Regions from separate parts of the Homo sapiens genome. Here region 1 is linked to region 2. Evidence: chromatin loops called from intact Hi-C (ENCODE). Cell type or tissue: dorsolateral prefrontal cortex. All regions are shown on one strand. Each heading gives the region's core, and the rest is flanking DNA. Links, peaks and the distances in the headings are about the cores only. Region 1 overlaps DHRS12 (dehydrogenase/reductase 12). Region 2 overlaps WDFY2 (WD repeat and FYVE domain containing 2).

Region 1 (15,559 bases), core at 983-8,982, 66 kb before region 2:
GGGCATTTCCAACAGGTTTCCAGATGATGCTGATGCAGCTTGTCTGGGGACTGCCCTTTGGCACCGAGGCTGGGTGTTGAAGAAGATCACCTACCTTCTGGTGACCTTGGGAAAGTCGTGTGTGTGTGTGTGTGTGTGTGTGTGTGTGTGTGTGTGTGTGTGTGTGAAAAATAGAGACTGATATCTAGAGACTGATTTCTAGAGTGAAAATAAAATGCTTCCCCAATAAGGGGCAGAGTACATAAAAGACAAGTCTTATTAACAACAGATCGGACCAGGATGGAATTCTTGTATGGAAGGCAAGATCCAAGGCAGAGGACAGAGGGCGGGGACATGTCCTGCAGGCCAGGCTGGTACTGCCCGCTTGGCAGCACTCCCAGTCTGGAGTTTGAGGAAGAGGTTCAACCCAGAGGAGCCAGCCTCAGCAAACATTCGTCTCTAATACGGATCAGTGTGGAGCCCAGAGGCTAATGTCCCCTCTGACTGGGTATCACAGAGAAAAGCCTGTCAGCTTCCTGCCCCTGGAGAAGGGCTCTTCAGGCCTGTTCCCTGTGGACTGCTTTTTTTCTGGCTCTATTGTATTTGGGAAGTTCTCACTCATTCCCCACAATGCCTCCTCCTAGCTAAGCCCCTATTCATTGACTCAGGCCCTTGCCTCTACCGGAAAAGCCTTTCACAGAGATTCCAGGGCTCACGTCTGTGTTTAGGGGGAAAAAAATCTTCCAGTTTCCTCTTTGTAGTTTAAAATGCTCTCAAAGTCCCTACTGATTTGAAGGCTTGGGGGCCAAATGAGCTCAAGTGTGAACATGGACGGTACTGTCATTATTAATAGTGATAATAATAATGTCACCTGGGTGCGGTGGCTTATGCCTGTAATCCCAGCATTTTGGGAAGCCAAGGTGGGTGGATCACCTGAGGTCAGGTGTTCGAGACCAGCATGGCCAACATGGTGAAAACCCATCTCTACTAAAAAATACAAAAATTAGCCGGGTGTGGTGACGGGCGCTTATAACCCCAGCTACTCAGGAGGCTGAGACAGGAGAATCACTTGAACCCGGGAGGCGGAGGTTGCAGTGAGCCGAGATCGCGCCACTGCACTCCATCCTGGGCGACAGGGTGGGACTCTGTCTCAAAAAATAATAATGTCAGCTGCTAATTATTGAGCTCCTAATATGTTCCAAGTGCTGTCATAAGTGCCTTAGATGCGGCATCTCATTTAGGCTGCCCAAGAGGTATCTCTTATTATTCCCTTTCTGCAGATGAGGAGATAAGAGCTCAGAAAGGTTAAATCAACACACAAGATGGCACAGCTAGTAAGAGGCTGAGCTGTGACTTAAACCCAGGTTGTTCAAGCCCTTGTTACTGATATTTTTAAGTTTCAAGTCAACCTTTTTGGGAAGGCTTTGGAATAAGAAGTCTTGCTTGCCACTCACAGCAGAAGCAATGGGTAGGGTGTTCTCTAAGCTGCCCTGCATGTTCTGGTGAGTTACAGATGGTGAAAACAGGAACATTTTTCTTGTTCTCTTAAGAACATCTGGCTTGACTGAAACAAGTGGCAATGCCTGCCCCGTGGCAATGACTTTCAAACCAAACCCAAGCTCATAAACATCCTTTGGCCACTTCCCCGAGTTCCAGAGCATGTAACTGGCAGTTGTGCTGTACCAGGGCATGGGGCAGGAGGCCAGCTGTTGGCTACCCTTTTGTAAACAGGTCCTGTGGGAGGGCTCTCAGCATCTGTGGAGCCTTGAGATCAGAGTCCCATCCTGCATTGCCCAGGAGAAATCTCTCGGCTCCGTAGGTGAGAGATGTAAGCTCTGAGACCCCAGCCTGCCTGTGCGTGGGCAGAGTCTGCCCTCTGGGCCTCCACCTGCCAACCCCACCATTCTGCCACCACTGCCCTTAGCCAATTTCATAGCCAGGAAATACTAGAAGAGTAAAGGTAGAGAGGTATCGCAAAAGGAATGGGAAAAAGAAACAGTTAAAGAACTCACAATTGCATCTATCCAATATGATGCCTTTGTGCAAATCAGAAAAAATACCTCTTCTGCAATATGCTTTTCTGCCACCTGCCAGAACATTATCATAATGCAGATACAAATATCCCATCATTCTGATCCGAATGGCACTCCCTAGAGCTGTGCAGTGCACACCTTGTGTCCCTGAAGGAGCCTTGGCTTCCTCTGATGGGTGCAGAGCTTAAATAACTCTACCATCCTCCTCCTTTATTCCCTACTTGCAAATCTCCCCCGTTTCTCCAAGTAGGCAAGGATATCTGTCCTGCAATGCAATAAGCACAATGCAAATGGTCTCCTAAGCTTCCTGAAACCTGCCCCCCACAAAAGGGAAAAGAGCAATTCATCTGTCAAGGGATTTTTTTTCTTTTTGCCACTCCCCAGGATCGGGGCAGTCAGAGGAAGACAATTTGGATGCCAAAATGTTGGAATCTCCAATATTTTCAAAAGTTTGGAAAGATCATGGTCCAGGAAATGCAGGCCCCGAGATAGTGGTGTTTGTGAGAGCAGGGAGGGCAAGGGAGAAAGGAGTTTCGTGATGTGTTGGGAGAGGCGGAGACAGCAATAATGCCCATCCTAGAATTAGGCTTTCTCCTGCAGGGGTTTGTGTTCCCCACTCCTTACAGCTGGTCTTCCTGTGGGTCTCCTCTTTCTAGGAGTGGCTATGAATCTGCATGTAAAGACTTTGTCCCTCATGACTTGGAGGTCCAGATTCCTGGAAGAGTCTTTTTGGTCACTGGAGGAAACAGCGGCATTGGCAAAGCAACTGCCCTTGAAATCGCCAAGCGAGGTAAGCAGCTGCTAACACGTGTGTCCACTGAGCCCCACGGCCAGACTGCGGCCGGTCCACACTGAGGAGGGCACCCTGTGTCACAGGCAGGCCAGGAAGTCCTGGACGGCGATCCCATGGTTCTGGGCACAGCTGCCAGCTTTCTGAGTTTTGAGCTCCAGGTGGCTAGAGCAACAGGAGCCCTTTCCTCAACACTTAATTAATTCTCAGGCGAGCTTGGGGTCCTGCCCACGTGTCCCAGTGTTTTCTGATTAAGAACAGCGAGGGGCTCAAGCAAACCCTGGACATCAGAATCCCCAGTGGAATTTAATTAAAAAAACAAAAACAAAAACATGAACACCTGGTCTCTAACTCATGTCTTCTCAATGAGACTCTCCTGGGGTGAGAGACAAGGGGAGGGGGAGCCTCAAAGTCCACTGCAATTTGGATGTGGATGGTAGTTATGAACCAAGGCCCCCAAAATACCTGGAGAGAGGAGTGCATTGAACTAAACTTCCTCCTTGCTGGGGTCCAGCCTCCAGGGCTAGAGCAGCCTCCCGCTTCCCTCCCCTAAGCTTGACTATAAAGAGGTGCTTCAGGTGCACTGTAAAGTCTTCAGTCAGCAGAAGTCTTCCTCATGGTAAATGCCAGAATTTCCTGCATGAGCTCAACGATCCTGGGTCACCAAATGGCTCTGCAGTGGCTAGAAAAGTTTGCTGCATCTCTCCAGAGCCTCTTCAGGAAAAATGGATGTTCCAGCAGAAGGTGGGGAACTAGGTTGTGAATTTATCACTTTTTAAGATGCTGAAGATGTTTTCTTTTTTCCTCTCTCTAAATCCAAGTTAGGCATTTTTCAGGGGACTATTATATCATTTGAAGCTTTATTTAATTATCTGCCAAGTCAGGGAGAGGATTAATTGCATCTTAGCAGCTGGGAAGCACTCTGAAGTGCGGAGAGGAGGAGAGAAGAGGGGCTAGTGTTGTGGTTAGCCTGTAGCCTCCCATGAAACACCCCATTTAATCAAGTGGGTGATTTTTAGTAAAGAAAGCAGACTCCATAACGATTCGTTCTTAGCTGCCACGGCGAAGGCATTCTGCTTTAAATTGACCTTGATTGATGATGGTGTGGCATTTGCTGGGATAATATGAGGGCTGCTGATGGACTCAACATTCAGTCAATACTTGAGTCTCTACTACATGCTAGGCAAGTGGCTGTCTACTTTGGCTGAACATTACATCACCAGGGGAGCTTGTAAAACATACCCAGTCCTGGGCCTATCGCCTAGATCTTTAAAAGCTCCCTACATGAGTCTAAAGTGCAGCCAGGTTTAACACATCTGGGTCAGCTACTATGCTAGATGCTAGGGAGGCATATGTGACCCAGATCAATGTTTCTTATCCTTGATGTGTTCAGGCCCTCAAAAAATCAGGATGTTATTCCAGACGCACTGTCAGCACAGGTAGGCAATAAGGTTCCAGCACCTCCCTCACCATCGCCCTTGCTGCTCTTAACTCTGGGAACCACCCATCTAGGCTTAACAGAAGAGTGTCAACTGTGAGCCCATATGTCTTCATTTTTCATTAGGAAGAGCTGGTTTCTGTAGCTCTCGCTGTAACTCACAGATGGTTTCATTGAATTCCACCAGGTGGCACAGTTCACCTGGTTTGTCGAGATCAAGCCCCAGCAGAAGATGCCAGGGGTGAGATCATCCGGGAGAGCGGTAACCAGGTGAGCAGCTCCTCACCCCTCCTGCTGGGTTTCCTTGCCTCCATGGTCAGCTGTGAGGAGGCTGGACTCCTACCCGCTTTCCCTGGGTTGAAGAGGGCCTGTGTTTGTGCTTCTGCTTTGGAAGCAGCCTCGGCCAGCAGGGAGCTGGGCCCTGCTTTTGAATGGCTAGGTTTGACAAGGGGATAAGTGGGGGCACTGAGGCTTGACCGCATGGTCCTGAGCTGCCTGTGAAACCAGCAGAGGCCAGCAGGCAGAGGCCCATTACACTGGACAGTGATACTTCCAGTCTCCTCACCTCAGAGGGAGCCCACATCAGCAACACACAGCAAGGGTCACCCGGGTGCCACGGAGCCATGCATTGACCCGATGTGCTCTAATAAAGAGAAACACCGGCAGCATTTGGGTCTTGATGAGAGCTACTTTCTGACACGAGCCTTCAGAGCTGCCTCACATTTTGTGGTCTTTCTGTTCTGAAAGAGCTGGAACCAGGATTGGCTACATAATTAGTGGGGCTCGGTGCAAAATGAAAATGCAAGACCCTTGTGTAAAAGTTATTTAGAATTTCTACACAACAAAGGCAGGACATTAAACCAAGCTTGAGGCCTTTCCAGTCGCAGGGCGTGTGCAGCTGTATAGATCATATTCCCATGATCCATCGTGTAGCCATAAGGCTGCCCTGAATGGAAAACCCTGACCCCCAAAAGGACCCTCAGTCATGGCTGCTCGCTCACTGTCACTAAAGAACATCCTCATTCCATTCCTACCTCTTCTCTAGGAGACCCCACAATTGGAGGGCCTGTAGGAGGGAAGCTGGGGAGGGACAGACAGTACCCACCCTCAGGCATGGACCCTGGTCAAAGAGAAGAATGCCCCTCTCTAGGATGGAATATTTTGCATCAACTTTGAAATAACATTTTCACACCAAGTGTCTGTTCCTTTCCCTTTCTCATGGAAATCCCCAGTCTCATGCCATCAGGTGCCTTACAGAGGCTTAGTGCTGGCGGCAAGTGTGAGGGTCTCTAAATCTTCCTCTAATGTCTGCAAGTGCCGCTGCGATCTGCGGGCTGCAGTTCTCGAGATTGAAAGCTGGCTGTCTGCCTGCTGATAACTTTCGGTGGTGCTGCTGCAGGATGCAACAAGAATACTAATCTCAGGCCACGGACAGGAGGAGGTTTGCCTGGATTCCAGCCTGCTGTGGTGTGGGCCACAGGCTTTAAAAAGTATATTTAAATGAAAAATGATGATAATATGGATCTGTTTGGCTTATATCTAATTCCACCATGTTTAGGAGGGGTAGAGAGCTGAAAAGGGGAGCAAGCATGTTCCTGCACTGGGGAGAAAGCAAGCCCTTGCCTACTGCCCCCCTCACCTCCATACAGATACACTTGACGGGATTTGAATGCACACACAGGACATTCACTGCTCTCTCGGGTTTATAAGTGGCCTCCAGCACTCAGAGGTGGAGCGTCCAGGATGAGGGTACCTGTCTGCTTATGCCAGTGTCTGTGGTTTCCCTGACTCAGTGTCTCCTCCAGGCTCTGCCAGGGATCAGCTGTCCCTCCCTGCTTATGAAGAGGCCCCACTCCACAGCTTCATCTGGTCTACCTTTGGTAGGCAGCCCACACACAAAAGCGTGGTATGAAGGAGGGAGTTGGGCTCTGATACGAGTCCTGGTTTTGCACTTTCTGGCCTGTGAGCTTGGGCAAAGTTCTTAGCTTCCCTGAACATTCATTTCCTCATTAAAAAATAGGGGTAACTTGACTTTATTAGTTTTTTAACATGTATTTAAGGGTGAACCGTATGCCAAACAGCTGGAGACACAGTGATTGGGACAGACACAGCCCCAGACAGTCTTGTGCAGGATACAAGTGATTAACAGTTTCCTTGAAGTGTGTGTGCCTGCCCTGGGCCTGGCCGCCATGCTCTGTATCATAGTGGGGGTGGGTTGGGGGACAAATAGTATGAACCCCAAGGTATGTGTTTCTTCAGCTCCTACAACCAGACAGCTTTTGGCTGGGTTTGGCCAATGGCAGTTACTAGAGGAAGATTGCTAGGTGAAAGGAAGGGGGGAATTGAGATATTGGCTTCCCTGGTGATGGCGAATCTCCTCTCTGGTTCTTCCTTCTGGTTCCTGGGCTCAGGCCACACTGCATTCTCCCTTTGTTCCTTGAGCCTAGGGCTGGTGGTAGTTTCCTGTTGTTACTAATCTCTGGGTTACTTCACCAATCCTGGTTGAGTTCTCACCTTCCTTAATCACCTGGGAAATCAATCCCTGCGTTCAGTTCCCTCTGTTGAAAGAGGTGTCTGTTAGATGTTACTGAAATAACATGATAAGGGCTACAAGATGGGAAGCTCAGGGTATCCTAAGAACAAACAGCTCTCAATCAATAGAAGTAGCTACTATTATTATTGTTGGTATTATCATTATTGTTTATACTAATATTATTACCACTCCCAACCTTACATTCTCTGCTTCAAGTGTGTTCTGTTTAATCAGTGCTTAGGCCCTGCTCAGTGGGAGGTGGAAGCCTGCAAGCCCCCAGTAGCAGAAAAGATGTGTGGTAGAGCTGTGAGGGCAGTGGAGCAGCTGGTCCTGCGTGCATGGTTGGGTGAACATCAAAGAAAGAAGGTCCCTTGGGCAGGAGGGTCTGGGTGAGGTGTGCGGCAGGCCAGCTGAGCCAGGGAGCACAGGCACCAGGTAAGGCTCAAGGTCACGTGGGGATCTCAGCTGCTTGTACACGCTGGCTTGGTAAGATCAGGTGTTTGGCCATATAGAGAGGTGAATATCATGCTGAGGTGATCTTTCAGAGAGGTTATGTGTGGCTTAAGCTTGGGGAAAGGAGTACTGGTTACTGTAGAGCAGACTGCTGGCTCACCAGTCCACTGGACACGATGCTCCCAAAGGGCCTAGGGGAGAAACAGGGTGTACCTTTTTCCCCAGGCTTCTGGTTGCAGTTCAGCCCCACCTTAGTACCTGGCTCCAGACTTTCGTCTAGCAGTTATCTCCATGGGTAACATTAAAAAAAAAAAAAACTTCTATTTTATGTATTATTTTTTGAGATAGGCTCTCGGGATTTTTGAGATAGGCTATTTTTGAGATAGGCTTTCACAGTTGGGATTTGTCTGATGTCTTTCTGATGATTACACTGGAGTTATGGGTTTTAGAGGGAAAGATCACAGAGGGACAGGTGCCTGGGCAACATTTTTCAGTCCTGCAGGCCTCCTGATGTGGCTGGAAGGTTCTGTGAAAGCACTTATGTCTTATGGGTGATTGACTCCACCAACATCACACACCATGATAAAAAACGGGTTTCGACTCTCCAGCTCTTCCAGGCCAATGTGGATTTCTAGCTTCTTGAGAATGGTTGATTTAGCTTCCCAAGACCTCAGTGGTTTTATGAAATACCGCCTCATTTCTCCAGAATGATTTCTACTTAACAAAACACCTCCATGCACTGTTTACCGTGCTCATTGTGGGAACTGCTCTGATGGGGGGATCAGTCCCCATGATGTCACCTCATGACTCCTGGGTCACACAGCCGCTATAGATGGTGGCTTGTCTGCAGAAAGGGTCCCAGTTGAGTTTTGTTTTGTTCAATTTCAGTAACCATGCTTGTATCACAGTGGGGCCCAGTGGCTCCTAAGGTGAGCCTTCTCATTGTGTGGCTCCGCAGATTGGGACTTTTACACACATGCACCTGTTTCCAGTTCCTTCTCCTGGCCACAGCAGACTGCCAGCCTCTCCTTCTGGGTGCTTTGTGGCCTCCTGTTTTGCCTCAGAGGGACACAGATGATTTCCTTCCTCTTTTCTTGGTGCTTCATGTCACCAGCTCCGTGGCTGATTTGTCTAGGACAGTGATTCTCTCTTCCCTGCTATTGCCTCCTTTTCACTCTGAGACATCTCAGGCGCTTCCAGGAAGCTCAGATAACTTGTGGAACGTTTAAAGCAGAATTGCTTTTAGTTCACTTGAGTTTTGTTGCTGTTTTAACCTGGATTTTGTATACATGTTACACAGCGCTTTCTGGTAGGAGGGAGTTTTAGGGTGGTGGCAGACAAGGCCTCAAAATGGAAGGATTAGGTGTCTAGACTCAGTTTGCAGTCATTGGTACAGGCTCCTGGCTGACTCAGATATGACTCAGCAGCCTTGTTCGCTCTGGCTGGGTGAGGGCCTTCACAGACATTTTAAAAGAGAATAGCTCTGTACAGACAACATTTTTCCTATCCTTTGAAGGCAGAGGAATATTCAGTTGGGCCAGGCTTAAGCTGAATATGGTGTTCAACCTGACTAGACTTTCTGAGTCATGAAAATGTGGAGTTGCTTTGTCTCATTTGTCTCAGGTGAGAAAACAATATGTTTTAAGATGAGTAGAAATAAATTCGACTACAGCTTTGAGTTTTATAGCTTGATTAATGGGGAAACTCAGGCAGGGCACGGAACTTCTCTGCTTTGTCAAAGGAGTTGTGGCTCTTGCTCAGATCCTCGTCTGTAGGTTCAATACTTAGGTGCCCTCTGCCTTGGGTTAGTGATAAGTCACGTATGTCCACTGATGCTCAGAGAGGATGCCGTTGCATTCATTGGATGCTAAGAATGCAAGTTTGGACTTAGGTACTGGGTACAGAGAAAAAGGTTTAAACAGCCAAGATCCATTAGTCGACTACCATGCCTATGACTGTGTGTAATACCATAAGGAGAAACGGCACATTAGACAGGGTCCCTTACTCATGGAGTTCTAAGCCTGCTGGGGAGGTGGCTGTGTCCAGTGATAACCATGATACAAGGCAGAGATTGAAAAGTGTCATGAGCAAGGACTAAGGGTCACAGCAGAAGTTGTCATCTTATTTATGATGTGCCTGAGATACTGTCTGAAGAGCAAACTTTTGACCAAAAAAAAAAAAAGATCAGCAGCAGGAAACCCTGACATATCCATGCAAAGGTAAATTATGTAGTCATTAAAACGAATAGGGTGGATTCATATGTAACAAAATCATCTCCAAGACCTCTTGTAAGTCCTACAACTCAATAGCAAAACAAACAAACAACGACGTAACTTATAACCGGATTTGAAAATGGTCTAAAGACTTGAATAGACATTTCTCCAAAGAAGATACACAAATGGCCAACACAAGCTGGGCACGGTGGCTCATGCCCGTAATCCCAGAACTTTGGGAGGCCAAGGCAGACAGATCACTTGAGGTCAGGAGTTCAAGACCAGCCTGGCCAACATGATGAAACACCGTCTCTCCTAAAAATATAAAAATTAGCTGAGCATGGTGGCATGCACCTCTAGTCCCAGCTACTTGGGAGGCTGAGGCAGGAGAATCACTTGAACCTGGGAGGCGGAGGTTGCAGTGAGCCAAAATCATGCCACTGCACTCTAGCCTGGGCGACAGAGTGCAGTGGCACTCTTTTTCTCAAGAAAAAACAAACAAAAAACAAATGGCCAACACATATATGAAAAAATACTTTCAATGTCAGTAGTCGTCAGGGAAATGCAAATCAAAACTAGAGTGAAATATCACCTCACACCTCTCAGGATGCTATTGCTAAAAAAACAAAAAACAAAAAATGTTTGTTAGGTTATGGAGAAATTGGAACCCTTGCACACCATTTGTGGAAATGCAAAATGGTGCAGCCTCTATGGAAAACAGTATGGAGGTTCCTCAAAAAATTCAAAATAGAGCTACCATCTGACCCAGCAATTGCACTTCTGGGTACTTATCCAAGGGAATTGAAATCAGGATCCTGAAGAGCCATTAGCACCTTCACGTCCATTGCAGCATTATTCACAATAGCCAAGATGTGGAAACAACTTAAATGTCCATCGACAGAAGAATGGACAAAGAAAATGTGGTACATACCTACACACATTGGAATATCATTCAGCCTTAAAAGGAAAGAAATCCTGCAACGACATGGATGAACCTGGAGGAGCTAACCCAAGTTCAATAAGCCAGGCACAGAAAGACAAAGACTATTCGATTTCACTTATGTGAGGTAGCCATAGTACTCAGAATTCATAGAACCAAAGAGTGGAATGGTGGTTGTCAGGGGCTGGGGGAAAGGAGAAATGTGGAGTTACTATCAAAGGGCACAAAGTTTCAGTTAGGCAAGGTGAATAAACTCTAGAGGTGCACTGTACAACATTGTACCTAGTCAGCATGCTGGAAATTTTGTTAAGAGGGTAGATCTCATATTAAGTATCCTTATCACAATAAAATAAAAAAGTAAAAACTGTTTTTACCACCAAAAACTAAAAGACATATTGTTAAGTGAAAAACACGGATGTAGAACAATGCATAGTCTGATCCTATTTGTGTGGTGTATGTATATATAAAATATATATCTTAAAATATATGTATTGTATATATAGTATATGCTTAAAATATTTCTGGATGATTCACAAAAAACTGAACAATGGTTTATTTTTGAGGAGTGGGACTGGTATTTTCCGTTTTATATCATTTCAAAGTATTTGCTTTTTAAAAACCGTATACTTTTTTAAAATTAAAAGTGCTAGTTTATATCTTTTTAAAAAGGGTTTTTTTTTTTTTTGCTTTCTAATTTAGAACATTTTTCTGCACATTGTGGACTTGTCTGATCCCAAGCAAATCTGGAAATTTGTTGAAAATTTCAAGCAGGAACATAAACTCCATGTTCTGGTGAGCTTTGTAAACATAAGTGGAGAATAAATTCATGTTGGCCCATTGTTTCCGTCTGTGGATGTGGACGGATATGTATGTTTGCCTGTCTTTATGGAAGAATCTTAGTAAGACTCTCTTATGCTTGGGCCTGTTCATGGAATCAAGTTTACTCATTGGATTTAAGAGGAGACGCATGTGGTTAGATTAGTGGGGAAAGGAAGGGGCCATCCACTGGGTAGGTGTTGTGGGAGGATAGATATGTTCCATGTTTTATAAAATGATGATTTGTATATAAATTTTTCTCAATTCTGTAGATTTGGGGATTGGTGTGTTGAAATTAGAAGCTCTTTTTGTCCAAAAGAATACCTCCTGCAGACAGGCAAATCTTTTAGTAACATAATTAGCACAAAACTCCATGGAGAGCCTGGGTAGACTCAGATAGAAAGAGTCCCAGTGTGCTCTTCCCAGATACTCTACTTGGAGCTAAGTTGCTTTTCTATCCGAAGAGTTTCTGATGTGCTCTGAAACGTTGTTCCAGAGTCTGGAATTGTGCTGTCCAGTGTGGCTGTGAAGCATTTGAAATGTAGCTAGTCCAAACTGAGATGTGGTGTAAGTGTATAAATTAGCAGGTTTCAAGGCCTGAAAAAAATTATCTATGCCATCTCATTAATATTCTATATTGATTACATGTTAAAATGATGCTATTTTGGATATATTTGGTTAAATATATTATTAAATTAATTTTACCAGTTTCTTACTACCTTTTTAATGTGGCTACTAGAAATCTTAAGATTAGATATTTCTATTGGACCGTTCTGGACTAGATGAATTTCCAGAGCACTCTCTCATGAATTAGGTTGCCTGGCCAAGCTGTCTCACTTGGCGATCTTTGCACAGTTCTGTGGCTGAATCCTCTGCACAAGTGGTATTTTCCTGCAAAGGGTTTGGAGTAAAGAATCAGTTGAGCAAATTGTCATTGTCACTTGAAAGTTGAAAAAGAGCTGGGGGTGGGGTAGTGGAGGTGTGGGGATGGAAATAGGTCTTTTGGCCCTATTTTTCTTTATTTTGAAATGAGAACTATAAATTTTAGATCAATAATGCAGGTTGCATGGTCAATAAAAGAGAGCTCACAGAAGATGGACTTGAAAAAAACTTTGCTGCCAATACTCTGGGTAAGTACAAGAAGTTTTCTTATTTGTTTTTAGCAAAATAAACATAGAATGTACCATAGAAGGGTAAAAAAAAATTGACCAACTTTTTTGGTTCTTGGTCCTGGGCCTGATGACGTTTGCTTTAAGTTTATTCTGAATTGTACTTATTTTTCTTCATAAAACACTTTCTCTTTTCATGTTTCTTATAATAGGTGTTGGTGCCAGAAATACTTAGTATTGAAGTGTTTTTTTTCCTAGGAAGCGCTAGGCTGTTTATAGACATTGTTTTGAAGAGGAGAGCAAGTTCAGCTTAAGTGTTGAGTGCAAGTCTAAAAACTGCAACCAAAGGAACTTCCAGCCAGGGCTGAGGAAGGTGCAACCAGTGGGCAAGAAGATGGACCAAGAAGCGCATTGGCTAGAGCACAGATACCTGGGCTCTGGTTGCTACTCTGTAATAGCAGAGTGAAGTCATTTTATATCAGGCCAGTGGCTCTCCAAGTGGGGTTCCCAGACCAGCAGCCTCAGCATCACCTGGGAACTTGATAGACATGCACATTCTTAGATTCCCCACCCAGATCTACAGAATCTGAAACTCTGGAATGAGGCCAAGAGTTAAATCCAGTTTGACAGGCCTTCTGGATGATTCTGGTGCACACTAAAGATTGAGAGCTAATGTACTATGCTTTTAGTCTCCTTGGAGTTTCTCCTTCTCAATCCAAGGGGCCTTTCAACTTTGAGATGCAGTGAATCCAACACTCTTCCCAGGACCTATCCTACTTCCTTGTAGTGAGGGGGGTGTTTTAATTAAGTATTGTTCTAGGTCACAAGATGGATGGCAGGGGTTTTGGTGGTTGTTGGAGTCATTGAGGGTGTCCAATATATAGCAACCCTATTCCCAACCAAGAACTGAACAAATTGAGTAAGCCGATGGAATAACAGTTGGAAGCCAACATATCACTGTTGTTACTGATAAGGCTGGTTGAAGGGCATGGCTCAGTGCAAGAGCCAAATGGGTTTCCTCATATGGAACCCAAGAATTAGAAGCATTCACCTACCTGGTCACCGGGGACTCCCCTTCTCTTCTTCCCCAGAAAGAGGAGAAGGGGAGGAGCAGAACTGAGCAAGCCCCGCTGATTGTCCCCAAATTTACTAAATTTACTATTTTTTTTTTTGAGACAGGATCTTGTTCTGTTGCCCTGGCTAGAGTGCAGTGACGTGATCATGGCTCACTGCAGCCTCAAACTCCTGGGCTCAAGCAATCCTTTCACCTCACGCTCCCAAGTAGCTAGGACTACGGCATGTACCACCATGCCTGACTAATTTTTTTTAATTAAAAATTTTTTGTTGTTGTTGAGGTGGGGGTCTCACTATGTTGCCCAGGCTAGTCTCAAACTCTTGGCCTCTAGCAATCCTCCTGCCTCAGCCTCCCAAAGTATTGGGATTACAGGTGTGAGTCACTGCGCCCAGGCTAAATTTACTGTGGAAACGTGCTCCATCTCCCTGGCAGATGGAAGAAGGTCCAAGGGAGAAAGAACTCACCCTAATTGCACTCTCTTCTCAAGGAAAGAAAGGCTAGGAGTGGGAAGATGCCTTCTCCCCAGTGATGAGGTTGCATTTTTCAAAACAAATATACCTGGAAGCTTGTATGAAATGGCACAGGTTTAGTACAAAATATTTTCATCACTGACTTTGTTCCAAATATGTTATCTTTGCTGAAATGACCAAAAGTACCAAAATGTGGGGTCATGCTAGAGTTTGGCTCATAACTCGATGGGACAGCTGAGACTCCCAGAGTGCCGCAGCTGGCCCCGAGGCACTGTTCCGCAGGACTGGTTACATAATTTGCAGAGTCCAGCACCAAATGGAAATGCGAGGCTCCATGTTAAAAAATTATTAAGGATTTCAATGCAGCGACCACAGAGCATTAAACCAGGTGCAGGGTCCTTCCAAGTACTGGGCTTTGTGTGACCTCACAGGATGAAGCCAGCTCTTGCTCACCCATCCACCCACCATCTGACAAAATTCTGCTAAGTGTTCGCTGCGGCCGGGCCACGAGTGAGAGTTGCATATATATGTATATTATATATAATTATATATATAAGTATATATTATATATAATTATATATTTTTATATATATTTATATATTATATATAATTATATATTTATATATTATATATAATTATATATTATATGTTTATATAATTTATAATATATAAATTATATATAAATATATATTAATATATTATAAATTATATATAATTTATATAATTATATATAAAAATATATAATATAATTATATGTATATATGTTTTATATAAATTATATATTTATATATATTTATACTTTTTAATATAATATATATACTTATATTTAATTTAGTGCTATAATGGAGGTAGTCCTACATCACAGATGAGGAAACTGAGGTTGAGAGAGATTGTTTCACTTGCCCAAGGTCAAGTGAAGGAGCCAGAATGTGAACCTCGGTCTGACTTCCTCCACGACCCACGCTCATTACCAGTGCACAGTTCCACCCATCCCAGCATGTCCTCCCTCACCCCATCACCGTGTTATCCTAAATAAGTGCTAAGAAGTACTGGGAGGGGGTGACCAGCTATGCCAGGGAAGGCTGGGCTGGGGTTTGGGGGCACCTCTCAGAGAAGCTTAAAGGTTTTGGAAGATGAAAAGGAGGGTAATCTGGGGACCTTGGCCTTGCTTGGGAATGTGGACAGGCTTGATAGACTCTAAAGGGGCTGTCTATTTGATTATTTAGCTGGTTAAGTTGCACCTTTGTAAGGATCCAGCCTGCTTCTAAAGACCTTGCTATCTCTTCCTTTTCATTTCCTGTTTGTGTTAGAAACATCTTACTGATTATTCCAACCTCTCTGAGAAGCGTAATAATTCTCGGGCTTTGATATTTATTCATCCTCTCTCAAGTGAAGGAAGTAGTACAATACACAAAGAGGCATGCCAGCACAGAGGGGCAGCTCCATGGGTCTTTGCTTGAGAGAGAAGGAGATACAGAGAGGTTAAAGTGCTGTCATTCTTCAGCAGGACCAGGCCAGACAAAAAACCTGGACCCCTGTCCGAGTCCTGGAAAATTGCTGGCTGCCTTTCTAATATGAAACATGTTTTCCTGGCCTGATTATGTAATGTGGGATAGGTTGTTTTCTATTTTCTAAGATTCACATGAGCTGTCAGAAACATTTGCAATCTCCAGCCAAACACCAGTAGGTTCCTGATACTCTGAGGAGAGC
Region 2 (15,559 bases), core at 2,722-10,721:
AATTTTTTCCACTTAAGATGTGCACAAAGCCTGCAAACACTTAAGAATGTCAGAAATACTCATTTTTTACATTATTAAAAATATTATATTCTGAAAAGAACATAAAATAGCTTCTCATTTGTTGGAATCTGACATTTTTCTTATTGAGATTATCAGTTTGTTCTAATGAAGTGCTACACTTAAGAGCTTTCAGGGAAGTTTCTCTCATACATTTGTTTCAGGAGAATACTTTCTTATTTGTCATATGACTCTTCTTAGTAAGACATTTTTTAAGATCAAAAAGTAGGGGGAACCCCAAACTCTACTATTCTGGATTATGCTTCCTAGCGTCTTCCTAAACCTGCACCCCATGCTGCTGGTATACACTCCTGCTCATGTAAGAATAAACATGGCTTCCCCAAGTGCATATGTGGTTAGCCACTGCATGTAGCCCAGCCCTCACCCCCGACCACCAACATTCCCCACAACAGCAACCAAACACAGTGATGGATGCAGACAGGCCGCTCACTGTGTTGTCTGTTAAAATGTATTGTCTGCTGAATGAAGGAGCAGATGAATGCAAACATAAAGATAATTTTCTCCACTTCACACAAGTTCTTGCTTAAAGGTCACCTCCTCAGAAACATCTTCCTTGACTACACTCATCACTCTCCTGATTATTCTTTTTTTTTTTTTTTTTTTTTTTTTTTTTTTAAATTCATTGTCTCCTGCCCCAGTAGAATAGAAGCTCTAGGAGGGCGGGAACTGTGGCTTGTTCACCACGGGATCACCAAAACCTAGAATTCTGCCTGGCTTACCCACAGCAAACACTCAATAAGCCTGGACAAATGGGCAAATGATTGAATGAAGGAGTAAGAATATGAAAGAAATGCCCTTGGCTTTGTTCTTGGCAGATTAAACAGGCATATGACATCTATTAATGGGTTAATATTAGATTAAATGGGTTAATTAGATTAAATGAGTTAAGATTAAATGGGTTAATATATATAAGCACACAAAACAGTACCTAGCGCATGGGAAGCATGTGCCTGGCTGACTACTATTGTTAATGTGATGCCTGCATCTGTTCGACTACTCACATCTTTAGGTCATGGCATACCCATCTCAAGGACAATCTCTGAGATGGTCTCACTTGACTGACTAAGCCACTCCAACTGGGGGGCTAGATAAGAGAAAGGTGGCAAGTGTTTGATTTCCCCTATATAACACGTGAAATGGGTAGCTTAGGTTCTTTAAGGCATCATTATCAGATTTAATAATGGTGGGCACTGGTAAAAAGAATGATTAGAAAGGCTTACTTGACTCAGTTAAAAAGACTTAATTGGAAGGGTTGTTCATTCTGTCAGAATCAACATGGAAATATTGAAATAGGGCTTACCATGACCCAGGTGACAGATACCTTTAGACTTCCCTGACCGATATATACCTACACATCTAAGAACACTACACCATGGGGCCGGGTGCGGTAGCTCACGCCTGTAATCCCAGCACTTTGGGAGGCCAAGGCGGGCTGATCACGAGGTCAGGAGTTTGAGACCAGCCTGGCCAATATGATGAAACCCCATCTCTACTAAAAATACAAAAATTAGCTGGGCGTGGTGGCGCGCACCTGTAGTTCCAGCTACTTGGGAGGCTGAGGCAGAAGAATCGCTTGAACCCAGGAGGCAGGGGTTGCAGTGAGCAGAGATCACGCCACTGCACTCCAGCCTGGGCAACAGAGTGAGACTCCGTCTCCAAACAAAACAAAACAAAAAACACTGCACCATGAGGAGCCAGCTCTCTGCCTTCTTTGTTGGTGACTATGGGATGAGGATGGTTTATGGGGATAGAAGAGAAAGTTTGGATATGGTATTATAAGTGTACAGGCTCTGGAACCAGAATCTAGTCTTAAATCCCAGCCCTATCTTTATTAGGTATAGGACCTTGGACAAGTTACTTAACGTTTCTGTGCCTCAGAAGTCTCATCTGTAAAACAGGGATGATAATAGTACCTAACCCACAGTATTGTTGAGATTAATTGGGTTAATATATATAAACACACACAACAGTGCCTAGCACATGGGAAGCACCACTCAACAAATGTCAGCTATGATTACAGTACAGGAGACCTCATCTATACAATCTCTGTGACAGTGTCCTTTGTTGAGTCAGCCTTAAGGCCAGTCAGCTTATTCTATGCTATCCCAGCCATCATGAGATCAATTAAGGTCTTAAAAACAAGACCAATCTCTAGCTTTGCCACATTATATCAGGCCAGAAGGGGTCAGGGCTAGGAAGGGGAGTTCTTGGCAACACAGAGAGTTAGGAAGGCAAATAGATAAACTGGTTAAAGCAAGTCAGGGTATATTCATCAGACACTCCCAGGGCCCAAAGTGGAAGAGATAGAAGGAAAAGCTGCAAGACAAGAAAAAGTTTAGGATGGTGTAGGGAGTAAATAACTCTGGGGTCCCATGCCTGCTCTATATAAATGTCCTAACAATGAGGTCATTTGAAAGTTGGCCTATAAATGATAAATCACAGCATTCATTTCAAATCAGTTCAACAAGCATGTATTGAGCCTCTTCTATGTGGAGGAACTGTGCTAGGCTCAGCAGATACAATGAAATAAGACTTACATTCTACCTACCAAAAATGTACAATGATAAGATGATGGATTACTTTTGAGAACAGAAGAGCATGCACGTTATGTTTGGTCGAGCCATTCTCTTACGGGATATGTGACTGCTTCCCCTGTCTGGAGTGCCTGTCCTGCCTTTTATCACCCAAGTAACTTTTTCTCCCTCCAGGAAGCCTTCCCAACACCTTCAATCCAGGTGAAGTTCCAGTCTCTGTGCATATCTCTATTGCTACACAGACCCCACTATATTGAACTTGGTTGGATTATAAGTCTGTCCCCACCGCAGACTTTGGGTTATGTATCTTTGTATTCCAGCACAGCACACAGTGACTGGTATGCAGGAGGTGCTCAGTAGATGTTTACTCAACTGATCTGCTGCATTGAGTGGCAGAGAGAAATAGGAGGACAATAAGCAAGAGGCATCCAGGACAGCCTGGGATGGCGGCTGGTGGGAAGGCTGTGCAAGACATCAGGATCAGAGATGCAGTGGGGAGAGCTGCTGATGGAAACGGCCTCTCCCTTCTGAGGGAATTTTTCCTGCATCTCTCTGCACACAGGGCTTCCTGATGAACTGTATAGTTCTTTCTCCTAACACTTCTGGCAGCAGAGGAAGTCAACCACCTTCAGCTACCCTGCATTCCAGGCAGTGCAGACACATATCTCATACCCCAACCCACACTGGGGGCAGAGCCCAGGGCTTCAATGCTTGTGGTTTTCCAGTGTTTCTATTTTAAATGACAAAAAGCATTTCTTCCATTTCATTTGACTTCATTTCAAGTTAATCCATCTTTCTGGTCCCTTTCAGTGTTTCATTTTATGCTTCTCCCTTCCTTTGACCTCCCTAATATGACCTACAGAATAATTTTTAAATAAAAATGGTTTAATTCTTACAAATAAAGTTTTCTAGTTATTCTTTAGTGGGCACAGGTCTTCTATTAAGGATGATGAAGAAGTTCTGGAAATGGATAGAGGCAATGGCTGTACAACACTGTGAATGTACTTTATGTCATTGACTTGTGCATTACTTGTACACTTAGAAGGTTGAAACGGTAAAGTTCAGGTTACACGTATTTTATCAAAATAAAAAAATCGCCAAAATATTTTTAAAATAAAAGTTTTCATAATTATACAATGTATACTACTATATACTCTCATAAATATAACTGTTAGTGGTTGGCTAATATCTCCCACGTATGTATCTTATTTCAACTATTTTTAGATTTTTCTCAACTTTTAAGTATGAATTTTTCTAAGATGAATATTTTTACACATACAATTTTGTTCAGGTTTCCAATTAGTTAGAAGAGAATCCCAAATGTAGAAATGAATCAGAGAGTATAAAGATTTTTAGAAATTTAATATATATTACCAAAATGCTTAGGGAACTAATTTTTTTTTGAGACTTTTACCACATACCTTGCAAAAGTGAATGACCACGTGGAGTGTTACAAAATCAGGGTTGGAAACTGCTGGGTCTGCCTTTCCCAGAGTGTGATCTGGTAACTTAGCAGAGGGAGTGTCACACCACACCCTCAAGGGTAATATGTGCAGGCCAACATGAGGCTAAAGGAGACTAAGAGCCTGTTGAATAAAATATCTGACCTTTTGATTGCTGCATTTTGCTCTAGAGTGAAGTGACAAGGGTTTTTGTCAAGCTAAAGGCCCTCCATCTCTAGAGTATACCTTCTTCCTGAGATCCATAACTCTTCACCCAGCTGTCTCTTTGCTGCCACCCCAGGGAAGTGTTCAGTTCAAGCACAGTGCTATTGTCTCCTAGACCTGCTCTCCCAGCAGTACTCCAGGTTTCAGGAAATGCCATCACCAGCCAATACATGCTCTAGACAGAAGCCTTGGGAGTCACTGCTACTCCATGCAGTTACCAAATGCGGCTGACCCCTGTTCTCCAAACAGATCTTAAATCTCCTCCACTTGTCTCCACACACACTGCTGTCCCCCAGTCCAAACAAAGTCAGCTTTCCAAGGGACTCCAGCAGTAGCCTCCTAAACAGTCTCCCTCCATCCATTCTGTTCCCAGTCAATCTACCACCTACTGCTGCCACAGTGGCTTATTAAAATGCAAACCATGTCACTACTCTGTTTAAACTTCATCACTGGTTTCCCGCCAACCTGAGAATAATGCCTGAAGCTCCTACCACTACTTGTAAGGTCACTTGCCTTTGTGTGGTTGCTAACATTTTCCCACTCTAGGCTGCTGTTCTGCAGGTCTGGAATGTTCCCACCACCTACATAACTCCTTTTTCTCCTTAAGGTGCTATTTAAACACCACTTCTGGCTGGGCACAGTGGCTCACGCCTGTAATCCCAGCACTTTGGGAGGCTGAAGTGGGCGGATCACCTGAAGTCAGGAGTTCAAGACCAGCCTGACCAACATAGTGAAACCCTATCTTTACTAAAAATAAAAAAACTTTGATGGGTGTGGTGGCGTGCACCTGTAATCCCAGCTACTCAGGAGGCTGAGGCAGGAGAATTGCTTGAGCCCAAGAGATGGAGGTTGCAGTGAGCTGAGATCGTGCCACTACACTCCAGCCTGGGTGACAGAGCAAGACTCTGTCTCAAAACAAAAACAAAAACACACTTATTTGGGAAGCCTCCCTTTAATTATCCGCAAGAGGAGTGGACCTTTTATTATTTGCTTCCAAAGAAGCCTCTGTGCACATCAGGGCTCCACGGCACCTGCTACTCATAATGTTTGGATGAATTCTCTGTAACTACTGGTCTAATGCATGCATTCCATGCTGGCTGGAAGATGGATAAGGGCAAAGATTATGCTTGTTTTATTCACCCACATTTCCTGGCACCATCATATACATAGAGAGCGGATGACTGACTATGGATGACAATTCACATCTCTTGACCTGCACTTTATATAAACTGGATCTGTGTGAGTCTCCACTGTAAACAAAAATTGAAGTTCTAAACTATATGAACTTGCATCTTTACACTGAACTGTGACTTTCTTAGTTTGTTTAGTTATTCTTGTTATAGTTACACTGTTTCCTTCAATGAGTCCCCTAACAGCTCATGAACAAGTCTGTATTTAATTATTCATTAATTAGTATGCTTTGGCAGATTTACATTCAAGCCCTCCTGTTTCAAATATGTTCATGCTAATAAAATAATTTCTTAGAAATAAAAGAAAAAAGACTGTATTAACACTATTAATTTCCAGTGGTCAAAATATGATTTTTGGCCACGTACGGTGGCTCATGCCTGTAATCCCAACACTTTGGGAGGCCGAGGCAGGTAGTTCATTTGAGGTCAGGAGCCTGGCCAACATGGTAAAACCCTGCCTCTACTAAAAATACAAAAATTAGTCGGCCATGGTGGCGGGCACCTGTGGTCCCAGCTACTAGGGAGGCTGAGGCAGGAGAATTGCTTGAACCTGGGAAATGGAGGTTGCAGTGAGCCAAGATCATGCCACTGCACTCCAGCCTGGACGACAGAGCGAGATTCTGTCTCAAAAAAACAAAAAAAAAATTCTCCTCTGTTCAAGTTACTTTACGACTTTTTCATAGAAATACATTCTACTTTCTGCAGAAATAGCAAAGAACTATGATATCCGGCATTTAGCTCCAGAAAGAAAACCAGTAGAGGGAGCATAAGAACATAAAACTAGTTTCCTAAATCCCTAGGGATTAGAAAAATGTTATGCTTTGGCCTTTGGACATGACTACTAGGTCGATTCCCTCATTAACCCACATTTTTGTATGACCTTCTGTACTGTAAGAGAGAATGATGGGGTGAAGGGCTACGACTCTGGACACATACTGAAGACCTGTCTGCTTCTGAGTTTGGATTTGGAGTGATGGGACCTGCAAAGCTGCCCTTTAATGGAACTGGGTTAACTTTAGGGTGTTCATTTTGTCCTTACAAAAATCTCTTTCCCAGAACTGAGACTTGCTGTGTTTGGGACCTCCCAGGGCCCAGAACGAGCCTACTACTTAGGAAGAGCTCAACAATATGTCTAAATCACCATGGACTCTCTTAAAGGTCCTCACTCTAGCTTTACAGGAATGAGTTGTGTTGTAGCCACATTAGTGATGGGCAGATACTACTGTTTAGGAACAATAATAAGGTAACCATCTAACCTGCTACATTTGCCTTCCTGTTAGTTAGTGACCTTCCTAGGCCATTTCCTGTTTTTCTCAAATATATTTCTTGATAAAAATAAAGTGAAAATGCTTTAAACTCTTTAAGAAAGATAAGACACAATGCCAAGGTCATATTTCGTATCAGAACAAGCCTGCAAAACACGGGACCTTTGAACCATATGTGGCTGACAAGAGTGCTTAGAAGGTGCTACTGTCTCTTTTCTGACCTGGAGGCAACAATACAAAACTCACAGAGCTCCTATCAGCCACCATACAGTGAGTGGGTGAGTGCCTGATTACTTTAGAGTCAAGAAGTCAGGCTGAAAGCCACCTCTGCCTAAAGCAAACCTGGGAACCATCAGGTCCATCACCAGGCCTGCGGAATGCACCTCTGAATCCTACCTTGAATCCATCCATTCCTTGTTTTCCCACTGTCACAGTCCCATCTCAAGGGACAGTTCCCTACTAGCTTTCCAATTCCACTCTCTACTGCCAGACAACCTTTTAAAATCCAATCAGGTTACCTTCTTTGCTTCAAACTCTTTAATGGTCTCTCAGTGACCACTGGATATGCCCAGCATGGTCTCAGTGATGGGAAGTGACTCTTGCTTTCTGGCTGCCCCTCCACCTTGACCTCCCCTCTCCTTCCCTCATACCCAGTGTTCCTGCCAAAAAAGAGTGACTGGCAGTTCTCTAGAGAGCCATGCTCTCACACATCTCCTTGCCTTGAACACGCTGGTTTTCTCTGCCTGAGATACTCTTCTCAGTTGTTTTCCATGAACTCAATACTTACACATCCCCAAAGAGCTGAGGTCAGGCAGACTCCTGAGGAGGCCGTCACTAACTGCCTCCACTTCCTTGGAGTGGGCTGCCCTTCTGTGTTCCCAGAAGCGCAAGGTGCTTGCTCCCCACCAGCCCTTGCCACGATGCACTAGAACTGTGCTTTAGCTTTTGTCTCTCTCACTGGGTTGTGAAGAATTTGAGGACAATGACAATTTTACTCTGGGACTGGGAGGAATGGCTGAGATGACAAGGGACAGCACAGAGCGTAAAGAGAAGGGGATCCAGGGAAGATCCTGGGAAACCGCAGACCACAGTGGAGCCTGAGAAAGCCAGCAGCGTCATAGAAGAAAAGCCAAAGGAAGGCCGTTACAGCCAGAAGGAATGGCCACAATGTAAAATGCTGCTGAAAAGTTAAGTACGACAAGGTTTACAACGTGTCCCAGCAGGCCACTGGTCACCTCGGGGACAGCAGTTTCAGTGGCGTAATAACGACAAACCAGATTGCAGGGAGCTGGAAGGCAAATTGGAAGTGAAAAATATGAAGCAGCTGGGAAAATTATATTCTTTTAAGAAACACGATTGTTTGCTACAACTTGGATGAACCTTGAGGGCATTATGCTGAGTGAAATAAGCCAGTCACAAAAGGACAAATACTGCATGATTCCACTCCTATGAGTCACCTAGACTAGTCAAATTCATAGAAACAGAAAGCAGAGTAACAGTTTCCAGGGACTGGGGGGCCGAGGGGGAGGATGGGGAGTTAATGTCCAAGGGAACAGAGTTTCAGTTTCACAAGATGGAAAAGGTTCTGTGATGGATGGTGATGACTGCACAACAGTGTGAATGTAGTTAATGTCATTGAACAGCACATTTAAAAATGGTTAAAATGGTAAACTTTATGTTTTATACATTTTACCACAATTTTTTAAAAAGAAGCATTGCTATTAAGAGAATAAGAAGGAACTTGCTATAAGACATGGGATTGAGAGGGTGTTGCTTTGTTTTTCTACCAGAGGCAAAAAACATAAGCATATTAATAAATTGAGAAGAATGAGTTAGTCAAAAGAGAGATCAAGGCAATCCATTTTGGCGTGGAGACCCTGCAAATAGACTGGGGCCAGAGGAAAGCAGCTCTCCTGCACTGAGAAGAGAAGAATGGGCTGGAGGAAGACTGCTCTCCTGCACTGAGAAGAGAAGAATGGGCTGGAGGAAGGCAGCTCTCCTGCACTGAGAAGAGGAGAAGTGGGGAGAGAAAAAGTTTGTTTGTTGGGGTGAGGGGGATATACAGTGGGCAAGAAATATGTGGTTTTTTTTTTTTTTTTAAAGCTTCTATTTGATAGCTTTTGAAGGAAGAGGCAAGGAATGAGATGGCGATGGGGGCTTGGGAAGGATGGTGAAGGTCTCTGTTTAGGGGCCTGGGAGAAGGAGTGAACTGAGGACAGGGAGAGGGATTATTAGGCAACTTCATGAGTCTGCACAGGAAATCGTGAGTGTGCAATGGTAATGATGGTCTAAGCCTCAAGGCAGCGTGACTACTGTAGACCCAGCAGCTGGCTGCACAAGAAGAAAAGGTGGAGAGTTAGTCTGAATCAGACAGGCTTGCCAAGAAGGCAGAACATTTACATTCACAGAACTGAGAACGCTGAGAAGCCGTGGGTGAAGCGATGCACCACTGGGAGGAAAGGTGATGCAGGGGAAGAGACGCTGGGAAAATGGAAGGACCGCGGGCTAGAATGCGCCACAAGGGGAAACAGTAAGTGGAATGAAGAAAGGTGTAGGGAATTGGAGGATGAGGAGGCTGAAGTCTGCAGTGACGCACAGAAGTTTAAGACTTCTGAGGTGGGACAGTTCTGGGTCCCCCCCAGAACCCCAGGCCCAGTCTTGGCCAAAGTGTAGGTGAGGGTGTAAGCGGCTAAAAAAGAAATTCAGTCAGGGAAGACCAGGGTCCTATCCATAGGGGATATTTCCATGTGTTCTTCCTCCCAAAGGCATAAATAATTAAGATGATCTTTTATGAATCTTCTTCCTTGGATTCAATTTTTTCCTTACTATATGTTTCTTATTCTAGCATTCCATTTTTTCCCTTTAGGAAGCCCCTTATGAACCAGGTACTATCCAATTTTACATCCTCTTTCCCCTACTTTTTTTCTTATATGACATCTAAACTCAGTATTCTCCTGTTTTACACAAAATCATGGGTTTGTAGCTGGTAGAAAACGGAAAAGCCCTTTAAGAACCATGAAAACTGGCGATGACTCATTTTCTAGGGTCGATAAGTTCTAGAGTCAATAGTACACGTTAAAACTACTAGTAAAAAATTAATCATTATCATCTATCAAGTCTTTCAAAGGCTAAGCATGAATATTTTATATTACCTTGCTTAAGTGACCCTGAGCAAAGCAAAAACATAAAGGGGACCTTAGGTTTTAACCTGAAAAGGATATGAAGGAAGGAAAGTTGGAGAGGAACTTGACCTTTTTCACAAAGTCTAGCTACTCATGAAGAGTATATCTGTCTTTTCATGTGACTTGGAAGTGGGAATCTTTCTTGTACACCATCTTCTAACTCCAGGAAGGGCAAGGTCAGACCGAGGCAGCTGTCTTTTTGGCCTTCTGGGGTTTGAGCCGTCCGAGGCCACATGGTCTCAAACAATGCCTCATTAATGTATGCCAACACTGGCTTTCTCTGGTGCAGTATGACAGAGAACCAAATTATCAACATTTTCAAAATAGATTGGTTTCTCTTTTGTTTGGATTATACAGAAAAACGTTTGATGTTATATCTTACTGAACCATTTTGAAATGAGTTAAGCATATCATGTGTATCTTTGCACAAGCATGGATTGTACTTTGCCACTTTCAAAACATATCTGAACATCAGGAGATGCAGCAGGCGATATCTCACTGTGCTATCAGCACATGACGATTTTACTGTTAATCCTACCTGTGTGTCCTCTGAATGTTGTGACCAGGGTGCAGTTTTCTTGCTCCAGTTTGAGGATTGTTACTTGGCCTGAGTGGTCACCGATAAACACATGCCGGGTTTCAACATCAAATCTGTCATGAAAGCATTAAGGATTGTTTCTCAAAATTAAATGAGGGAATTTACAATGAAAAAACAGGGCATAAATGTAACAAGAAATACGCAAATCCCATCTGAGGAAAATGTGAAGACAGTGCTGAAAGACACAAAAGTGAACTTAACTAAATGAAGGACATACTGTATTATTGGACAGTAAGACTTAAAACTTAAAGATGTCACTTCTTGCTCCTAAATTAATAAAATAAATCTATATATTTAAAAAATATCAACACATGTTGTTTTCTATAGCCAGAAGTGTTCATATGGAAAAATAAATAAGCAAAAAGAGCCAAGAATACTCTGAAAATAAGAACAATATGGTATGTGATAGGGAGGTTAGCCCTACCAGATATTAAAAAATGTTATAAAGTTTCTTTAATTAAAAGTGTAGTATTGGTGCATAAATAGACTAACAGAACAGAATACAAAGTCGAGAAATAAACCCAAAAGCACAATGAAATTTAGTAAATGTCTGATGAAGGTAGCTTTTCAAATGAATAAGGAAAAGATGAATTTAAAAAAATGATGTTGGCACAAACTGGATAGCCATTTGGAAAAAGAAAATAGAATCTGTATTTCACAATGTATACTGGGACAGATTCCAAATGAATTAGGGATCTAAATGTAGAAAATGAAAACATAAGCTTTAGATAGGAAAGTTTCTTTGTAACCTTGGAGTGGGAAAAGCTATGACTCAAAAACACAACAAATATTATGAGCAAAGCCAAAAGATAAACTGGAAAAAAATATTTGCAATTTATGTCACAAAGGGCCCAAATCTCTAATATAAAAAGAGCAATCAAGAAGAAAAGGATCCCAAACCTAATAGAAAAATGGGCAAAATTTGAATGGAACTATTAATAGATAGTTCAAGAAGAAATCAAAATGGTGCTGTGAAAAAAGAGTTAACACAGCAGCTCTGACTGTGATCCTCTGAAAGTCGGCTTACGAAGTTGGCATAGTGTCTGGGAATTTGGATTTTGGGAAGGTTCCCACCATTAACTGATAAGAGTGGCTCACTGTGCCTTAACTGTTCAAATAATGTGGCTTACACTGAATACCTGCTTTCCTTCTGGGAATCTGGAATTTTGGAATGTCCCAGGTAGATCTGCCTACGTGACCAGTAAAAGCCCTAGGCATGGAGTCTCTAACAAGCTTCTCTGGTTGACAAAGCCTAGCAACCCTATTTCTAAAGATCCACCCAGAGACACACAGGCAAAAATACAGAATGACACATGCCCAAGGCTAGTCACTCCATGTTATTTTAATAGCTAAAGTTTGAAAATAACCCAAACGTCTATCAATAAGGGACTTACTGAATTAACTATGCTACATCCACACAATAGAATATTATGCAGCTGGGGTAAAAATGGAGATCTTTATACACAGACACCAGGATATATTATCAAGTGTGTGTGGAGGGGGCAGCCAACGCATATGAGAGTTTATAAGCTATACTACCTTTGTGTAAGAAACAGAGAGAAATACAAATGTGTATGTATGTGTGTGCATGTGCATGTATGCACTCATATTTAGAAAGGGAAGCACTAGAGGGATTAAGATCTAACAAAAGTGGCAAGGTCAGGGGACAGTGATGGCAGTGAGACTTCTCCCTTGTCATAGTTCCTATTTTAGAATTTTGTAAAATCTTTACATATTAAAAGGTACAAAAATTTGTGGCCAGGCACAGTGGCTCATGCCTGTAATCCCAGCACTTTGGGAGGCCAAGGAGGGAGGATCACTTGAGCCTGGGCAACAAAGTGAGACCTCATCTCTACAAAAACTAAAATAATTAGTTGAGCATGGTGGCACATGCCTGTGGTTCCAGCTACATGGGAGGCTGACACAGGAGGATTGCTTGAGTCCAGGAAATTGAAGCTGCAGTGAGCCATGTTCAAGCCGCTGCACTCCAGCCTGGGTGACACAGTGAGACCCTGTCTTAAAAAAAAAAAAAAAATTGTGTATATATAGATATATACACACACACACACATATGTATATACATACACATATATATCTCAAAAAATCCCCCAAATTGAAAACAAAGTAAAATGAATGAACCTATCAAATTGGTGACATAATCACATAATTAGAACAATTTCGAGTGCCTTTAAAACACAACATTTTCAATGTTTCAATGTCTCACTTTGTTGCCCAGGCTGGTCTCAAACTCCTAGGCTCAAGTGATCCTTCCACCTTGGCCTCCCAAAATGCTGGGATTACAGGTGTGAGCCACCATGCCTGAGCAAAAATTTTATGTATTTTTAATATGTAAAAATATTACAGGATTCCAAATGGGAACTATGACAAGGGGGAAGTCTCGCCCCCATCACTGGTAGAATATATTCTAAGGACAAAGAGAGTTGCAAAGAAATCTAAAATCTCATTCAGTAGTCTTATTGTTATTTAGTATTGCTCATTATTTTGGAACCATTTAAATAAACCGTAGGATAAACCAAATGAGGAACTATGCCAATGTTTTAACAACCAAGATTTTCAGCCGAAGATAAAAGAATCAAGTGCAAAAACCAAAAAGTAAAAATCCCATAATGTTAAATTTGAATAAGAAATATTATATGAACTTATGATTTATTCTCTTTTAAAAAATACACACACATTTATATATACTTCTTAGCTATCTCTGAATATTGTTCCTCACTAAAAAAATGGCTGATTCCAGGATTGGGACAGGAAAAGTACAAGATGAACTTGAGACATGTTGAGTCAGAAGGCAAGGAAGCTACTGAAGGCTAAGTGGGCTTATTTCAGACACAGTGATAAGGGATGAACTGGTAGAGCACAGAGGCTATTTAGAGCAGTGAAACTATTCCATATGATGCTACAATGGCAGATACATGTCTTTATATACTTGTCCAAATCCATAGAATGTACAACACCAAGAGTGAACCCTAAACTATGGACTTCAGGTGATAGTGACGTGCCAATGTAGGTTCACTGATTGTTAACAAGCATACCACTCTGGCGGGGGATGCTGGTAATGGGGAGGCCATGCATGTGGAGGTCATGAGGTGCACAGGCAATCTCTATACTTTCTGCTCAATTTTGCTGTGCACCTAAAATTGCTCTAAAAAATAATCTTTAAAAAATAAAAATTGGGCTGGGTGCGATGGCTCACGCCTGTAATCCCAGCACTCTGGGAGGCCGAGGCGGTCGGATCACGAGGTCAGGAGTTCGAGACCAGCCTGGCCAACATAGTGAAACCCTGTCTCTACTAAAAATACAAAAAATTAGCTGGGCGCGGTGGTCAGTGCCTGTAATTTCAGCTACCCGGGAGGCTGAGGCAGGAGAATCGCTTGAATCCAGGAGGCAGAGGTTGCAGTGAGCTGAGATAGTGCCATTGCACTCCAGCCTGGATGGCAAGAGTGAAACGCCATCTCAAAAAAAAAAAAAAAAAAAAAAAGTTAAAAAAGACATTGGAGCCCATTTAATGGAGCTATTACTGGCCAAAAATAGGATAATTTGAACATAAAATAAAAAGATGGCAGTTTATTGATATATACTGAACATATTATTATTTAAAAACAACCAACCAACCTAAGATTTCATAATAGTGCTCAAAAAGAAAAAAAAAAGATTCCTATTAAAGGTGAGCAGGGCACCAAATCTGTACTCTGAAAATTAGGAACTAAAAAGACAGATATAAGAATTTATCTTGCTTTTCCTATAATAATTGTATTTCAGGGTAACCAAATAGCCCTAGCTAATGAGGCAGGGGAAGTTATCCTTTAGGATTCCAACAAATACATGGGAAAAATATGATAGGATTAGAAAATCACCATTTAGCAACCTTAACGAAAAAGTGTTCAGGCAAAGCTCAGCAACGGATGAAACTATTAAAAGGCTGGTATGGAGGACGGCGCTGCAGGGATCTGGCTGTCACCACCCGAACTGCCAATCAATCTCAGCATAACTGAAAGGGCGACAATCCAATGCCATGTGCCTTATAATGGGAAGCTCTATGAAGCACACTTGGTGAGAACCAAATGCTCTCACTAAAAGGCTGAATCTGAATGAAATCAAGATTATAGGGGCAGTTTTTCAGTTTACTGAAAATATGTGAGGAGAGTAGGTAAAGGAGCAAGTTAAATGACATCAATTTAGAATATGGGACTGTGTGCAGGAGAACTGATTCAGTACCTTCAACAAGGCGGTGGCATTAAAAAAAAGTGAAGGGGGCACTGCTCTGGATGAAGAAAGATTTAGAAGACGTGACAACCACATGCAATGTGTGGATCTTGTCTAGATCGAATTTCAAACAAATCCACTGCACAAAAGCCATTTTCAAAATAAGCAGTGAAATCTGAAATTCAACAATATCAAGGAGATCAAAGAGTGATTGTTAATTTTTAGATGTAACAATAGCATTGTGATTACTGAAAAAGTAACCCATATATTTTCAATGAAGTATATAAGGATAAAATGATATAAGGTCTAGAATTTGCTTTAAAATACTCCAGCAAAAATTGAGAGAAAGCAAAAAGGGATAGAAGAATCAACAGTGGATGTGAATGACTGGCATTAAGTATGATAGGAAGAAATTGACATAATCTTAACAGCTTTTCAGAACTCTTTACCTGAACAGAAATAAATCTAAGAGATTACATTAGGTGGGAAACATTCCACTACACAGGGTGACATTGTGGAAATATCTCTGACATGAACAAAATCCTAAAATAGAATATTTGAATTATTTTTGTGAAAACAGGAAAAATATTATCAAAACATGGTCAAATAACAAGACACTGACAAATGACGCTGGATAAAGTATTCACAAATTTAAAGACTAACAAGTGAAGTGGGGAAGGAACACATTTCTATTTACTATCATCTACCTGCCATGGGGTCTTTGGGAAATAACCCCATTCTGCTGTACCCAGTTGTGCAGAGGGCTGGCTGAAAAATTACAATCCCCCAATTCTAATGCTGGTTCTGCCGGCTAACAGTTA

What was found. A loop is a pair of places that touch in the nucleus more often than their neighbours do. Peaks named below come from ENCODE experiments on the same cell type or tissue, not always from the same donor. Only the 100,000 strongest peaks of a DNase experiment are listed, where the experiment ranks them.
Region 1: a loop joins it to region 2, with 2.3 times the contacts of the local background. A loop is called at or near these places in 12 of 110 quality-filtered maps.

Annotation. Positions count from the first base shown.
Region 1 is chr13:51,786,777-51,802,335 of GRCh38, reverse strand. It overlaps DHRS12 (dehydrogenase/reductase 12), which reads left to right. Exons shown (of 9, transcript NM_001377533.1): 2 at 2,669-2,802; 3 at 11,079-11,171; 4 at 12,244-12,325. The coding sequence starts at 2,677. Among named protein-coding and RNA genes, the nearest start is that of DHRS12, 9.6 kb to the left of the region's middle. RefSeq lists enhancers at 4,605-4,684, 4,755-5,283, 8,189-8,548. In dorsolateral prefrontal cortex, for the core only: a CTCF peak has its summit at 4,439 (motif pointing right); no DNase peak of the experiment used is centred there; H3K27ac peaks cover 1,885 bases.
Region 2 is chr13:51,722,686-51,738,244 of GRCh38, reverse strand. WDFY2 (WD repeat and FYVE domain containing 2) reads right to left here. Exons shown (of 12, transcript NM_052950.4): 6 at 10,455-10,567. The region is part of intron 1 of LOC124903177 (a long non-coding RNA gene); the gene reads left to right. Among named protein-coding and RNA genes, the nearest start is that of DHRS12, 74 kb to the left of the region's middle. In dorsolateral prefrontal cortex, for the core only: CTCF peaks have their summits at 6,015 and 6,218 (motif pointing right); a DNase peak (open chromatin) is centred at 10,124; H3K4me3 peaks cover 568 bases; H3K27ac peaks cover 4,493 bases.